2 separate regions of the Homo sapiens genome follow, and region 2 is linked to region 1. A link is an interaction called in ENCODE POLR2A ChIA-PET data of the cell type or tissue named here. Cell type or tissue: HepG2. All regions are shown on one strand. Links, peaks and the distances in the headings refer to the core of each region. The heading gives the core; the rest is flanking DNA. Region 1 has its middle 21 kb from the start of MFSD2A. Region 2 overlaps TRIT1 (tRNA isopentenyltransferase 1).

What was found. Peaks named below come from ENCODE experiments on the same cell type or tissue, not always from the same donor. Only the 100,000 strongest peaks of a DNase experiment are listed, where the experiment ranks them.
Region 2: POLR2A ChIA-PET joins it to region 1 with 7 read pairs; 6 of 35 experiments call an interaction of 5 or more read pairs at or near these places.

Annotation. Positions count from the first base shown.
Region 1 is chr1:39,931,284-39,936,662 of GRCh38, forward strand. No RefSeq gene overlaps it. Among named protein-coding and RNA genes, the nearest start is that of MFSD2A, 21 kb to the right of the region's middle. In HepG2, for the core only: no CTCF peak of the experiment used is centred there; a DNase peak (open chromatin) is centred at 3,158.
Region 2 is chr1:39,870,496-39,875,874 of GRCh38, forward strand. The region is part of intron 1 of TRIT1 (tRNA isopentenyltransferase 1); the gene reads right to left. Among named protein-coding and RNA genes, the nearest start is that of MYCL-AS1, 10 kb to the right of the region's middle. In HepG2, for the core only: no CTCF peak of the experiment used is centred there; no DNase peak of the experiment used is centred there.

The DNA.
Region 1 (5,379 bases), core at 95-5,094:
GGGACTACAGGTGCCCGCCACCATGCCTGGCTAATTTTTGTATTTTTAGTAGAGACAAGGTTTCACCATGTTGGCCAGGCTGGTCTCAAACTCTTGACCTCAGGTGATCCACTTGTCTTGGCCTCCCAAAGTGCTGGGATTACAGGTATGAGCCACTGCGCCCGGTCTATGTATTTTGTGGTTTTTTTTTTTTTTTTTGAGACAGGGTCTCACTCTGTTGCCCAGGTTGGAGTGCAATCGTATGATCTTGGCTCTCTGCAACCTCTGCCTCCCAGGTTCAAGTGATCTTCCTATCTCAGCCTTCCAAGTAGCTGGGACTACAGGGTGCAACTACTGCACCTAACTAATTTTTCTATTTTTTTTTAAAGACAGAGTTTCACCATGTTGCCCAGGCTGGTCTCGAACTTGTGGGCTCGAGTGATCTGCCTGCCTCGGCCTCCCAAAGTGCTGTGATTACAGTGTGAGCCACTGTGCCCAGCCTCATTCTAATTTCTTGGTTATATCTGCTCACTGGATTGGGAGCTCACGAGGGCAGTGTCCATGTCAGTGTCTAACAAGCCAAAAAAATGTCAGTTGTATGAACAAATGTGTGAAATACACATTCAGGTATCCAGATTTGGGCAGAGTTATAGATTTGGGAGTTATTGGTATAAATATGGTCACTGAGGTGGTGGGAGAGGATGCGGTAAAGAGAAAAGAGAACTAAAGGAAGAGGTCCTCAGAGCTTTATGATTTAAGGTCACGTTGAGGAGATAAAGCCCTAGGATATGGCCGAGAAAGAGACAGAGAGCTGACAAGGACCAGGCAAAGGGCTGCAGAGCAGGCAAGCTCAGAGATCATATGCCTTCCTCCAGCAGCTCACAGTAGACTGGGAGAGGAATCACTTGGGCCTAACCCAGGATGAGGGCAAGGGAAGGTATAGCAAGAGAAATGCCAGCCCTGTGGGAGGAAAAACAAAGTACAACTAGGACAGGCTTCTAGGTGAGGAGAAGATGGAAGGGTGGCAGGATGGATGGTCCTGATGGTGTTAAAAAACAGGTGGCTGGGTTGGGCGTGGTGGCTCACGCCTGTAATCCCAGCACTTTGGGAGGCCAAGGCAGGTGGATCACCCATGGTCAGGAGTTCAAGACCATCCAGACTTATCAATATGGTGAAACCCCATCTCTACTAAAAATACAGAAATTAGCCAGGCGTAGTGGTGCATGCTTGTAATCCCAGCTACTTGGGAGGCTGAGGCAGGAGAATCGCTTGAACCTGGGAGGTGAAGGTTGCAGTGAGCTGGGATAGTGCCATTGCACTCCAGCCTGGGCAACAAGTGTGGAACTCCATCTCAAAAACAAAACAAAACAAAAACAGGTGGCCGGGTGCAGTGGCTCACGCCTGTAATTTCGGCACTTTGGGAAGCCGAGGCAGGCAGATAAGCTGAGGTCAGGAGTTTGAGACCAGCCTGGCCAACATAGTGAAACCTCATCTCTACTAAAAATACAAAAATTAGCTGGGTGTGGTGGTGTGTGCCAGTAATCCCAGTTACTTGGGAGGTTGAGGCAGGAGAATCGTTTGAACCTGGGAGGCAGAGGTTGCAGTCAGCTGAGATCATGCCACTGCACTCCAGCCTGGGCGACAAAGCGAGACTCCATCTCAAAAAAAAAAGAACAAAAACCAAAAACAGGTGACAGGCCAGGCGTGGTACCTCATGCCTGTAATCCCAACACTTTGGGAGGTGAAGGTGGTTAGATGGCTTGAGCCCAGGAGTTTGAGACCAGCCTGGGCAACATGGCAGGAGCTCGTCTTTACCAAAAATAGTATCCAAAAATTAGCTGGGCATGGTGGTGGGTACCTGTAGTCCCAGCTACTCAGGAGGCTGAGATGGGAGAATCGCTTGAGCCCAGGAGGCGAAGGTTGCATTAAGCTGTGATTGCACCACAGCACTCCAGCCTGGGCAACAGAGCAAGACACTGTCTCAATAAAAAACAAAAACAACTACAACAACAACAAAAAAAAAAACAGGTGACATGAGAAGGAATGCAGGTGTGAGTGAACAGAAGAGAATTTGACATTTTTCAGGGTGTGACCAGGCTACATCATGCCCAGGATAAAAAACAATTTCAGGCCAGGCATGGTGGCTCATGCCTGTAATCCCAGCACTTTGGAAGGCCGAGGCGGGCGGATCACTTGAAGTCAGGAGTTCAAGATCAGCCTGACCAACATGGTGAAACCCCATCTCTACTAAAAATACAAAAATTAGCTGGGCGTGGTGGCACGTGCCTGTAGTCCCAGCTACTTGGGATGCTGAGGCAGGAGAATCGTTTGAACCCGGGAGGCGGAGGTTGCAGTGAGCTGAGATCATGCCACTGCACTCCAGCCTGGGGGACGGAGCAAGACTCCGTCTCAAAAACAAAAAACAAAAAACACCCAATTTCACCAAATAGTGTTTTTCTGGCTCTGCAGGACCCTGCCTCCCTCAAATTCCTTCTGGAGAGCTCTGGGAATCCCAGAGGCTTTTCATATATGCAGAGAGAATTAGCTCATGAGGCCCCCTCCCCATTTTCCCCTTTTCCTGCTCCAGGTCTCAGTGGAGTTGACCCTTGTCAATGCCAATACCCACAGAGAGCCCTGCTGCTGGAGAAGCTTAAAGGGGGCCTGATGTGACTTCTGGTCTCTTCCTCGGTCTGCACTGAAGCCACGACTGCCCAAAGTCAAGGACACTAGTATTGAGGGAAGTAGTGGTCAAGGGCCCAGTGTTCTAGAATCAGGAGATCCAGGTTTCCAACCTGGCTCTGCAGTTCACTAGTTCTGTGACCTTAAGCAAGTTGATTAATTTCTCTGAGCCTCTGCTTCCTTATCTGCAGAGAGGAGGGTAATAAAGAACCTACCTCACGGGGTTGTTGTGAAGTTAGAATGAACAAATGCATGTACACCACTTAGCACGGTGCCTGGCATAGACAGAGTGGTTAACAAATGTTGGTGATTATGATTTTTATTATTATAGTCATTAATTCATTTAACAAGCAAGCTCTAGGCATTCTCCCACATGTACCCAGTACGTCAGCCAAAATGTATTTCCTGATATTTCCCAACATTTAACATGTTTCCTCATCCCGCTGTGGCTTTGCACATGTGGTTTGTTCTGCCTGGATTGCCCTTCACTCCCCATCTGCCTGGCAAACTTGCCCTTTGAGCCTCAGCTAACGCCTGGTCTCCTTGAGGCGCTTGCCTGGACCTCCCACACTGGATGAGACTCCTCCTCTGGTCTTGCGCATGACCAGGGCTCATTGCACAACCCCAGAGGAGACGAGTCATACGGACCCCCAGAGTTGTGCAATGTGGCAACTTTGCCCATATTTTTCCTCTGTTTTCTTCTATCATAATTTTTATCACACTCTTACTGCAATGATTTATTTACCTGTTGGTTTCTCCCTCAGACTCTGAACTCCTCGAGGACTCTGACACAGAGTCAGGGCTCAGTAAGTGCCTGCCTGAATGAAGGGATCCTGGCCCAGTTCCTGAACCCAGAAGCTGCAGCCTGGTCAGGGAGACAGAATGAATCAACGTGAGACATGTCAAGAACTGAGCATGACTAGAGGTTCACACCCCTGAGGCTTTCCTAGGAGAGACCAACAGAGCTGTAAGGGAGGATGTGGTGGTCAGAGTGGGAGACTGGAGTGGAGATGGAAAGAATGAGGAGGTACTTAGAAAATCCAATAGCGGTCGGGCGTGATGGCTCACGCCTGTAATCCCAGCACTTTGGGAGGCCGAGGCGAGCAGATCACCTGAGGTCAGGAGTTCGAGACCAGCCTGGCTAACATGGTGAAACCTCATCTCTACTAAAAATACAAAAAATTAGACGAGCATGATGGTGTGCACTTGTAATCCCAGCTACTCGGGAGGCTGAGGCAGGAGAATCACTTGAACCCAGGAGGTGGAGGTTGCAGTGAGCCGAGATTGCGCCATTGCATTCCAGCTTGGGCAAAAAGAATGAAACTCTGTCTCAAAAAAAAAAAAAAAAAGAGAAAAACCAATAGCTAACACTTCTGGATTGTTCTGCTTAGGGGTGGAAGAATTTCAGCCCCCTCCCCCATGATTTTCATCTGGTCTAAGGTAAAGAAAGTACATTTCAAAGCTCTTACAAGGACATTATGTATCCAGGGAGGGCCACTGTGGGTTGATGCTCTTTACTAGGCCCATTTTTTGCACAGGATAGGTGGAGGCACAGCCTGGAAGCAGGACAATGCACCCAGAGCATCTGACATCACCCTGAAAAATAATTTGAGTGTTAGCCCCACTGCAGGCAGGGATCAGACTATAGGGCTCTTAGGAAAATGTTTCTCTTCCTCAGGATGGATTTAGACTGCATCTTTGCTGAGAATAAACACTTGTCTTTTGTAAGGGTGTATGTGTCTGTATATTGGATCTGCATTTAAGCACCCTACGGTCATCCTCACTTGCTCTAAAAGGCCAAGTCTGAACAATGAGGAGGAGGCATAGCTCATCACTTCTCATTGGTAGAAAGACATTAAAGGAACAGGACCACGAGGATCAAAATTGCCAAGCCTACCCTAGACTGTTTGGCTGAAACCTATTTTCTGCACCCTTCCATCCTCCTTCTTTGATACTATTCTAGACTCATGGGAAGAAGAAATACTCCTACTAAGTGTTTCTTATCCTTTTGATCCTATTGCATGTGGCTTACTAGGTGAGGTTTCCTGCACAGAGTCTGGTGGATATTTTGCCCAGTGGAGAACTGAAAAGGTAGTCTTTTTGTGGGTGTGGAGAGGGAGGATCTGAGATGAGAGAACAAAGTTAGGAACCAAGTGTACCCATGAGGGACGCTGTGAAAAACTATAACAGGTTTTGGTTGTTTTTTCCTTGGGCAGTTATGTGATATGTGCAATTTTAAATTATTTCTTCTAGTTGTATTTTCCTACAAGAATTCCTGCCTCTTCGGGAAGTCTTGCATGCACATGGGCCTTGAGTTTGTGGCGCTAGAGGGGCAAGTCAGGGGGTGGGCAAATAAAGGGGGTGTAGCCCACTCCTGGCCGTCTCCTGTGGAAGTCTATGTTAAGGAAACTTCCTTGACAGGCGAGCGTGACCAGCAGTACAGCTGCGGATGAATCCTGCTGGGTGGGAGGCTCAGGCAGAGGTGGGAGGAAGGGGACCCTGACGGGGAACAAAAGGGGTGCAGTTTTCTGTAAAGGACAAGGCGATCAGGATAAGAGGCAGGGCTCCAGAAGAGGCTTAGGAGAGCCCTGGAGAGACTGTTCTGGGGACTGAGAGCTTCAAGTCTAATTCCTGGCTGGAATGGAGGGTGGGGCAAAGTCTCTGAGAATGAGGTAGGACAGTGATGGGGGGAGCTCCTCAGACTCAGTCCCGGGCCCTGGT
Region 2 (5,379 bases), core at 294-5,293, 61 kb before region 1:
GAATGATCAATAAATACTAAAAAAAAAAAAAAAAAAAAAAGAAGCTCAACATCATTGGTCTTTAGGGAAATGTAAATTAACGACAATGAGATACCAGTACATAGAACTGCGGAAATTAAAAGAAAAAAAAAAAAGCCTGACAATACCAAATGCTGGAAATAATATAGAGATACAGAAGAACACGAATTCTCATTCACTACTGGGAGAAATACAAAATGGTACAGTCATTTTAGAAAACAGTTTGGTAGTCTCCTGTAAAGTTAAACCATAAAGTTACCAAACAGCCTAGCAATCCCACTCTTAGGTATTTACTCAAATGAAATTTCACACTAAAACCTGTACATGAATGTTTACAATAGCTTTCTTTATAATCACCAAAAACCAGAAACCCAGATGTCCTTTAATAGGTGAATAGACACCAGGCGCGGTAGCTCACGCCTGTAATCCCAGCACTTTAGGAGGCTGAGGAGGGCGGATCACCTGAGATCAGGAGTTCAAGACCAGCCTGACCAATATGGAGAAACTATGTCTCTACTAAAAATACAAAATTAGCTGGGCGTGGTCGCACATGCCTGTAATCTCAGCTATTCGGGAGGCTGAGGCAGGAGAATCATTTGAACCCGGGAGGCGGAGGTTGCAGTAAGCCAAGATTGCACCACTGCACCCCAGCCTGGGCAACAAGGGAGAAACTCCGTCTCATAAAAAAAAAAGGTGACTAGACAAACTATGGTACATCCAAACAGTGGAATACTACTCAGCAATAAAGAGCATTGGACGCATGCAACAACATGGAAGAATTTTAAACGTATTTTGCTGGCCAGGTGCAGTGGCTCACGCCTATAATCGGAGCCTGAGGCAGGTGGATTGCTTGAGCTCAGGAGTTCCAGACCAGCCTGGGCAACGTGGTGAAACCGTCTCTACAAAAAATACAAAAATGAGCCAGGTGTGGTGGCACAGGCCTATAGTCCCAGCTACTTGGGGTGCTGAGGTAGGAGGATTGCTTGAGCCCAGGAAGTTGAGGCTGCAGTGAGCCGAGATGGCGCCACTGCACCCCACCCTGGGCAACAGAATGAGACCCTGTCTCCAATCAATCAATCAATCTACCTTTTAAAAAAATGTATTTTGCTAAGTGAAAAAAGCCAAACCTCAAAGGCTACATATTGTATGATTACATTTTAAGACATTCTGGAAAAGGCAAAACAATAGGGATGGAAAACAGGTAAGTTGTTGCCAGAGATTGAAGGAGATAGAGGGGTTGACTACAAAGGGGCCACTATAAGGGATTTTTTAGGGTGATAGAACTGTTCAGTATGGTACTGTGGGGTATATATCTGACTCTATGCATCTGTCAAAACCCATAGAACTAAACATCATAAAGAGTACACTTTACTATATGTATGCAAAAAATTTTTAAAAATGTTTTTTTGGGACAGAGTCTTGCTTTGTTGTCCAGGCTAGAGTGCAGTGGCACCATCATGACTCACTGCAGCCTTGACCTCCCTGGCTCAAGCCATCCTCCTGCTTGAGCCAGGAGAAATTGGGACTACAGGTATGTGCTACCAGGCCTGACTAATTTTTTTTTTTTTTTTTTTTTTTGTAGAGATGGGCTCTCACTATGTTACCCAAGCTGATCTCAAACTTCTAGGCTCAAGCAATCTTCCCTCCTTGGCATCCCAAAGTGCTTGGATTAGAGGTGTGAACCACTGCAGCTGGCCACTGTATGCAAATTTTTTAAAATAACCAGAATATCTGGGAACCCAGGATAGACTACAGACTGTAACAAATGAAATCTAACTGCATTACAAACGTCTGATATAACCTCAGAGAGGAAAACAAAAGGAGCTGATCTAAGTAACTTCATAAAACAATGTTACTACTCGATACTGTAAGGATAAAAACAAACAAACAAACTGTAGGCAAACATTGTACTCTAGTTGGTAAATCTGTTTCTCACAGGAGTAATCACTGAAACTACAGGTTACACAAATAAGTAAATATACTATAGGGAATGAGAGCTAAATTTCTTACTCTGAGAAAGAAGTCACAAATAAGCAAGGGGGGAAGACTAGAATGAATCTTGTGGTGCTGGATTAGTCAGAGATACCAGTATAAACCCATGCTTATTTTAATATACATACAGATAGAGAAATAAATATAAATGTGTGTATATATAGATTAATATACATACATACATTTCCTAGCTCTTTCCACTGAAAGGGACTAGAAGCATCTTGTAATACCAGACAGGAAGTACTAAACACACACACACACACACACACACACACAGAGAGAGAGAGAAAGAGAGAGAAAGGAAGGAAGGGAGGGAGGGAGGGAGGGAAGAAGGGAAGAAGTGAGGGAGGGGAAGGAAAAGGAAGGAAAAGGAAGAAAGGAAGAAAACAAAAAGAAAGAAAGAAAAGAAAGACTCTGATGAATGCTAAAATCAGAGGGTGAAACTTTAAGGAGAAATAGGACATCTGCATAGCCTGAGGGTATCTCCCCTAAAATATTTATTAATTACTGTGGTGCTTTTAACATATGTCCGCAAATTATTTGATAAGCTTTCATCCTGGAAATGAAGCTTAATTCTCCTTCTATTCAGTGTGGGCCAGACTTGGCAAATGATTTCCAACAAATAAGACTAGGTACTGTCATTTTATGGAAATGGAAAAGAAAAATAACACAAAAAGAGAAAAATCGTGACTTTTTCAGTGGAGAAACGTGTATACAATCTCAACCAAATGATCAAAGTTACCATCACCAGTAATAAGCCATGCTAATACTATGTTGATATCATACTTTGATATGATCCAATGAGAAGGGTACTTCACTTCTGTGGTATACTTTCCCAAAATCCATAATGCCAAGTCTAATCATGAGAAACCAAAACCCAAATGGAGAGACATCTACAAAAGAGCTGACCAGTACCCTTCAAAAGTATCAAGGTCGTAAAAGACAAGGAAAGACTGAAAACTGTCAAAGATTGGAGGACACTAAAGATACATGATGACTAACTGCAGTATAGTATCCTAAATTGAATCCTGAAATGGAAAAGGGACATAAGTGAAAAAACTGGTGAAATCCAAGACTATAATTTAGTTAATAGTATTGTACCTATATCAATTTCTTAGTTTTAATAAATGTACCATGATGATGTAAGATATTAATATTAGGACAAGGTAGATGAAGGGTATACAGGAACTCTTGGTACTATCTTTGAAACTCTTGTGTAAATCTACAACTATTTCGGGCCAGGCACAGTGTCTCACACCTGTAATCCCAGCACTTTGGGAGGCAGAGACGGATGGATCACCTGAGGTCGGGAGTTCGAGACCAGCCTGACCCACATGGAGAAACCCCATCTCTACTAAAAATACAAAATTAGCTGGTTATGGTGGCGTATGCCTGTAGTCCCAGGAGGCTGGGGCAGGAGAATTGCTTGAACCCGGGGGATGGAGGCTGCAGTGAGCCGAGATCACACCATTGCACTCCAGCCTGGGCAACAAGAGCGAAACTCTGTCTCAAAAAAATAAAAATAAAAATAAAAATCTACAACTATTTCAAAATCAAAATTAAACCTGTAATCTCAGCTACTTGGAAGGTGAAGTGGGACGACTGCTTGAGCCCAGGAGTTTGAAACCAGCCTGGGTAACACAGTAAGACCGTGTCTCAATCAATCAATCAATAAAAAATTATAAAAACAATAATATAGGACAGTTTCTTAACTTTAGTACAATTAATATTTGGGGCCAAATAATTCTGTTATGGGAAGTTGTCCTGTGCCTACTAGAATGTTAGCAATGTCTCTGGCCTCTACCCATTAGATGCCAGGAACCCACCTCCCCAGTTATTAGAACCAAAAATGTCTCCAGGGATTGCCAAACGTCCCCTAGGAGGCCAAATCACCCCAAGTTGAGACTACTGATATAGCTATATACATTAACATATAAAGATATCCATAACATAGTGTTAAAAGAAAATAGAATAGTATCTAACCTCTGAGTCAATTTATGTAATAACATATACACACATGACACATGTGCTTAAATATATATACAAATGTCTGGAAGGATGTGAACCAAAATCATTACTCCAGGATGCTAAGACTATGGTTAAATTGTCTCTGTACTTTTCAGTATTATTGGATTTTTTTAATAAGCATGTCTCATTTTTCTTTTCTTTTTTTTTTTGAGATGGAGTTTCGCTCTTGTTGCCCAGGCTGGAGTGCAATGGCGTGATCTCGGCTCACTGCAACCTCCGCCTCCTGGGTTCAAGTGATTCTCCTGCCTTAGTCTCCTGAGTAGCTGAGATTACAGGCATGCACCACCATGCTTGACTAATTTTTTTGTATTTTTAGTGGAGATAGGGTTTCTCCATGTTGGTCAGGCTGGTCTCGAGCTCCTGACCTCAGGTGATCTGCCCGCCTCAGCCTCCCAAAGTGCTGGAATTATAGGCGTGAGCCACTGTGCCCGGCCCCCGCATGTCTCATTTTTCTGAACACAAAAATGCTTTGTTCTCATTTTTTTCATAGTGCTTCCAATTCAATAACCAAAATCCTGTTGGTTCTGTTTACAAAATATCAAAATGGTTACCTATTCTCTCCAGCCAAAGCCCAACTCCAGCCTCTCTCACCCAGACTAATGTAACAGAATCCTAAACTGTTTTTCCTTCTCTAACCCACTCTCCACCCAGTTACTTCATAAAATAGATTTACAGGCCAGGTGCAGTGGCTCACGCCTGTAATTCCAACCCTTTGGGAGCCCGAGGTGGGCAGATCACGAGGTCAGGAGTTCGAGACCAGCCTGACCAACATGGTGAAACCCTGTCTCTACCAAAAATACAAAAATTAGCCAGGCGTGGTGGCATGCGTCTGTAATCCCAGCTACTCAGGAGGCTAAGGCAGGAGACTTGCTTGAACCCGGGAGGTGGAGGTTGCAGTGAGCTGAGATTGCGCCACTGCACTCCAGCCTGGGTGACAGAGCGAGACTCTGTCTTGAAAAAAAAAAATAGACTTACTACCACTTCCCTCTTTAAAACCTCAAACCTCATGGCATGACTTTTGAGGGCCTCAAAAATTTGTTCCCAGGGTCTATATTTTTAGTTTTACCTCCTACCACTGTCCCTCAAGTACCCTCTATGCCAGATAGTTGCTGGTCATTCCTTGAAAACATACCATGCATTTTCTTAACTTTGCCCATACTGTTCTTTTGTCAGTAATATTATTCTTCCCACTTTTCTGCTTGATAAAATGTACACAGTGGTACAGAGGAAAAGAATGGGATGGAGGATGAATGAATAAATAAATAAGAGTTAGAGGAAAAAGTATAAAACAGCATGGAGATGAGGATTTAATAAAGTAATTTTTGGTAGGGAGGAGACAAT